2 separate regions of the Homo sapiens genome follow, and region 1 is linked to region 2. The links are chromatin loops, found by intact Hi-C in ENCODE. Cell type or tissue: ascending aorta. All regions are shown on one strand. Links, peaks and the distances in the headings refer to the core of each region. The heading gives the core; the rest is flanking DNA.

Evidence for each region. Peaks named below come from ENCODE experiments on the same cell type or tissue, not always from the same donor. Only the 100,000 strongest peaks of a DNase experiment are listed, where the experiment ranks them.
Region 1: a loop joins it to region 2, with 2.0 times the contacts of the local background. A loop is called at or near these places in 1 of 110 quality-filtered maps.

Annotation. Positions count from the first base shown.
Region 1 is chr1:229,825,897-229,828,703 of GRCh38, forward strand. No RefSeq gene overlaps it. Among named protein-coding and RNA genes, the nearest start is that of LINC01682, 59 kb to the right of the region's middle. In ascending aorta, for the core only: no CTCF peak of the experiment used is centred there; no DNase peak of the experiment used is centred there; H3K27ac peaks cover 1,231 bases.
Region 2 is chr1:229,997,503-230,000,309 of GRCh38, forward strand. No RefSeq gene overlaps it. Among named protein-coding and RNA genes, the nearest start is that of LINC01736, 3.8 kb to the right of the region's middle. In ascending aorta, for the core only: no CTCF peak of the experiment used is centred there; a DNase peak (open chromatin) is centred at 1,613; H3K4me3 peaks cover 576 bases; H3K27ac peaks cover 2,087 bases.

The sequences.
Region 1 (2,807 bases), core at 161-2,660, 170 kb before region 2:
TAAAAGGCACAGAAACAGCCTGCCAGATTACTAAAAGCCATTCTCCTAATTTTTTTCCCACCAAGTAAACTGGAAAGCCTTATAGCACTGTACATAGAAAAAGGACAAACCTGTCTTTGATTATTTGTTAAATTTGAACAAACTTTCCAACAAAATTTAGAGATCACAGACTTAAATAATGAAATGCTCAATTCATTTAATTCCATTTTTTTGTGGCCAATCTTTCTGAAGTCCTCAATACCCTAGTAAAACAGCATGACTTTAATTGAGGTGCAAAACAACCCCATGAAATAGCCTGTTCCGCCAATCAAGTATCCAAAACTTTAGAAAAGGACAAAGAATCTACAGCCACTTGAGCCTTAGATTGTCAAGAAAAGACTACCAAGTTAATGGCCCTTCAGCTACAACAATTAGGGATTCCTCCAAAATGTCCTCTCCTCAAAATTAAAATTAAAAAACCCTGCTTTTTCTACAAACGCACTAAACATTTTAAGAAGGATTACCCCAGATGTAAATAATGGCTAAAGATAAATGCCGATAAAGCTACTTGGGCCTGCTTTGGGAACATTCAGGGGATATTTCCCATACTTAAAACTAACCAGCAAGAAGGACTAGATATTAAAATTGATGATAAAGTAGTCAGAGTTCTGGTTGACACTGGGGCTACTCTGTTCTACTCTATTTGTCCTTAACCCCGACATGCTTTCAATGACCTCTCCCCAGAGTTCTGAATTCATCCAAATGGTCAAGGTAGCCAACCAGCCTATGACAGATCCTAAATCTCTACCAATTTTCCATTTCAACTAGGATCTCTCACTATCAGTCATTGCTTTTTGCTTGTCCCATCAGCTCCCATACACCTCCTGGAAAGGGATTTCTCAGAAGCCTACCAGGCCCATATTTTATTCTCCCAAAAGGAGGAAATAATGCTTAAACTATATTCACCAGGAGATTTTTGCCACAGAAGCAGCTCTTACCCAAATACTCATCTATTCAGTTAGCCTCACCATTACCCATCTTGCCTTCCAAGAGCTACCTGATAGCCTTTGGCACAATCCAACACTGATGTTGGTCACAGCCATTCAGCACCTCCAATTAAAATCCACATTAACCATAATAAACCCCTCTCCAGTGTCAAACGATATCCCCTAGATCCTGAGGCCCTGGCTGGCAGACAACCCATAATGGATGATTTTATACCAAAAAAAAAATTTGTCCCTGCACCAGTCCTTGCAATACCCCCATCCTACTCATCCACAAGCCCAACAGTACAGGATGGCAATGTGTTCAGGATCTCTGGGCTATCAGTAACACAGTCAATCCCCAACACCCGTGGTTCTCAATCCCTATGCCCTATTTTCTAATGCTTCCCCTGAAATTTCCAGCTATCAATCTTTGTAGTGTCCTTTCCAGTATACCTATAGCTCCTGACAGCCAATACCTTTTTGCCTTAACTTGAGAAGGCCAACAATACACCTTGGTTGTCCTTCTCCAAGGGTATGCAGCAAGCCCAACCTACTTCTCCCAGATCCATAGGGCCAATTTAGCTACCATTTCTTTTTGGTGAGGGTCCACTTTACTCCAATATGTCAATGATTCATTCTTTTTTTCAATATGTTGATGATTTGTTCTTATGTTCCCCTTCCTAAGAGGTTTGCCTCCTTGGCAGCCTCTACCTACTTACTACACAATCTATCCTCTAAGGGACACAAAGTCTCCAAAGAAAACTAATTTTGTCAGACCTCTGTCAAATTCACGGGATATTTCCTAAGCCCCTCTTAGAGGTTAGGAGGTATCCTAGGAATTCAATAGAGGTAGACCCCTTGTGCCTACAATGTATATTGGCCTTTCCCCTTTGCCAAAGAGACAATTTTCTGGATTCTTGGGACTTGCAGGCTGTTGCTGAAATTGGCTTCTCAATTTTTCCTTAATGTCTCAGTTTCTCTGTAATCTCCTTAAAAGTTTCTCTCCCAATTCCATCCAATGGACTTTTGATGCCCAGGAGTCCTTTGAGAATACAAAAACTCAACTTACCTTGGCCCCAACCTTAGGACACTCTAATTATAACCTCTCTTTTAATCTGTTCACTCATGAATGCAAAGGGAATGCTCTGGGAGTTTTTACTCAACCTCTTGGAGGACAAAATAGACACATGGGATGCTATACTCAACAGATTATGTTCCTCAAGGACTTCCTTCTCACCTCAAAATGGCTTCTGCTGTTTTTATCCTTGTAAAAGCCACAGGAAAGATAGTGATGGGGTTTCCTCTCATTGTTTATGTTCCTTACTCTCTCAAGGCTCTTCTCAATTCTCATCACACTCAACATCTCCCTGCTAGCCTCCCGACTTTACCTGATGTAATTTTCTGGATCCTTCCACCTTATTTCCCCTTCCAAAAGATGACATTCCCTATGACTGTGCTACCTGAACAGATCAACTTCTCACCCCTTGGCTAGATCTCTGGGAGGCTCCCTTACCCAATACAGACTATAACTGGTTTACTGATGGGTTATAACTGAGGGGACCCAGTGGCAAATACCTAACTAGAAACTTGTTGTCTCTCTTAACCAGATTATTGAGTCTGGTCCCTTTCCTGATGCCATATCTGTCCAACAAGCAGAACTACATGTTTTTACTAGGGCATGTCTTTTAGCTAAAGATAAAACAGCCAATATTTATGTAAACAGTAGTCATGCCTTTAGAGAGTAGCTCATGATTTTGGCATGCTTTGGAAATAAAGAGGCTTCCTTACCTCATCTGGAAAGAAAATAAAAAACAAAGACCATGTCTTGGCACTCCTCAATGC
Region 2 (2,807 bases), core at 163-2,662:
TGAGTTTATACATTATGGTTTATATGACGGAATATACTATGCAGTTGTTAAAAAGAATGTGGCAGCTCTATATGAGTTTATATAAAAGGATCATGTTATTGGCTGGATGTGGTGGCTCACGTCTGTAATCCCAGCACTTTGGGAGGCCAAGGCAGGTGGATCACTTGAGGTCAGGAGTTCAAGACCAGCCTGGCCGACATGGCAAAACCCCATCTCTACTAAAAAAACACACACACACACGCACAAAAACTAGCCGGGCATGGTTGTGTGGGTGCCTGTAATCCAGCTACTTGGGAGGCTGAGGCGGGAGAATTGCATGAACTTGGAAGGCGCAGGTTGCAGTAAGCCAAGATTGCAACACTGCACTCCAGCCCAGGTGATGGAGTGAGACTCTGTTTCAAAAAAATAAATTATGTCATTGTATTTGGTGCAAAAAGGAAGAGTATAAATGCTACAATTTGTATTTGTGTCTATTTATATGCATCAATGCCATGCAACATTTTTGGAAAAGATGCACAAAAGACTATTGACCCCAGTAGCCTCCCAGGAGGGCAGATGGGAGACAGAGCTATCAAGCTAGAGGACAGAGCTATCAGGGCAAGGTACTGACGCTGGAGCCAGGCTGCCTCGCTCAGCTCCGCACTGTAGTGTGAGTTTGGGAAGGTGATCTCTTTGTGCATTAAACTCTTAATCTGTTAGTTTCACAATGTCTTTGTGCCTCAGTGTCCTCATCTGCAAATGGGAATGTTAATACCACTACTTGTTGTAAGGTTAAAAAAAAATTCATGCATATATGCAAAGGTTTAGTGTACAGCCTGACACAGAGTAAATGCCATAAAAGTATTTGCTATCATGATCTGTCCAAGAACACATAAGTGAATTATGGAGGGCTGAGGGGAGGTGGTGCCACATTGCTATGACCAGCGACTATCATGCAGAACTTTTGAGCCCTCCCTACTGTGAGGGTCCAGAGAGAAGGGGCAGTTACTCGCCCGAGTCACTCTGAGAAGTAGAGGTTAGGCCTTGGAAGCCAGGCCAGGCTGAGCAGGGTCTCCTGGCTTTAGATCTAGTGGTTCCTTTTTGAGACAGAGTTTCACTCTCTCACCTAGGCTGGAGGACAATGGTGCAATCATAGCTTACTGCAGCCCTGAACTCCTGGGCTCAAGTGATCCTCCTGCCTCAGCCTCCCAAAACGCTGGGATTAAAGGACCGAGCCACTGTGCCCAGCCGGGTCTAGTGGCTCTTCCATGGCCCCATCAGTGGCAAGAGTGGTCACCAGGGAAGCAGCACATCTCTGCCCTGTTGCTTGCTCACCAATAAGGTGAGAAATAAAGGCTTTAATAGGTGCGATAACAATTTTTAGGAGATGCCACCTCAACCCAGGGTCTGTTTTCTGTTCCTTCCCTATGTACTCCCCTTAAATCTCCAGACCCCATGATACGTGAGCTAGAGCTATTTGAATTGGGCCTTTAACCTCAGTTCATCTCTTGTTTTGCAGCTGTGAAATAGGAGAATTAATATTACCCAGTTTCCCTGAAAGAGGCCTGAGTCACTTTGGTTATGCACCATTTTCCAACGCTCTGAGAAGCAGCCTCAAAGAACTACAAGAACCTTTTTAGAAGCAGTTGCAACTGACTGCCAAGGAAAGTTCTGGGCCATAATTCTTTAACGAAAACATTCAGACCTTTCCATGATTAATCAAAAGGGAAATAAGGAAAAGGGAAATCATGAATTCGTACTAAATCGCTACACTTGGAGCAGACGCTGCCTCTTGGCAATTCTTTCTCAGCACTTGTTCTGCCAAAGGGAGAAAAGGAAATAATGCACTGAGAATTTCTTCCCCTCTCTTCTGTCTCCTGATCTCTTATTTTTTTTCTTCTAAAGGTCAAATGTATTTGCTGAGCTGCCTCGACAAATACCTGCCCTCCACTCAGAGGCTGAAATGTCATTGCTGAAAATGAGGAAATGGAGTGACAGTGGAAGAGCCGTGGAGTGCGGGCTCCTAGTGACCGGCCCCTGCTGGGACACCCACCCCATGCAGACTTTACTACAGCCTTCGCAGAAGCTAACACTGTAATCAAGGCTGCAGGATTTCTGCTCCCTTGCTTTCCCTCTCTTTTGACTACATATTTTATTTCAGCCCCGTGGTGAATTATTTATTCGGAGGGGAGGTGGGAGAAAGTGAGGAGAACTCAGCCCTTTGGGAATAATAAGAATATAAGAAGACACAGCGGCCTTTCTCAGCCGGGAAACAGGAAGCACAGGTCTCCTTTTTAAATCTAACTAAGGAACTGGTAGAGTCGGCGGATGCTTGTTGAGTGTGGCTTTTGTGATGCTTCCAGTATGTAGCAGCAATGTTCCCAGATGTAGCCAAGGCCCAAACCTGGGGGAACCGCATGCCAGTCAGAGGGGAGGCTCAACCTCCCTCACTGGACGGGAATGCCTCCTTTGTGAAACCCACTTGGTAGGGCTAAGGAAAGGCTTGGACTTTGCTGATGTGGTCACTTCTCAGCTCCCAAACAGAGTGGGATGTAGCATCTGAGTAAAGGCTTACCCTGGCTTCAGAGGAGCTAGATAGAGATTCAACCCAGGGCCAGGCTTGTTTCTAATTAAAGTGGGCTTACCTGTCCCCAGCACCTGCACAGGTAATGAGACTCACCCAACATGCCCACCACTGCTATATCAGGTACCTCTGTAATGCTCCATCAGAATAGTCTACAAGAGTTCACAGGTTGGGCATGGTGGCTCACACCTGTAATCCCAGCGCTTTGGGAGGCCAAAGTGGGACGATAGCTTGAGGCCAGAAG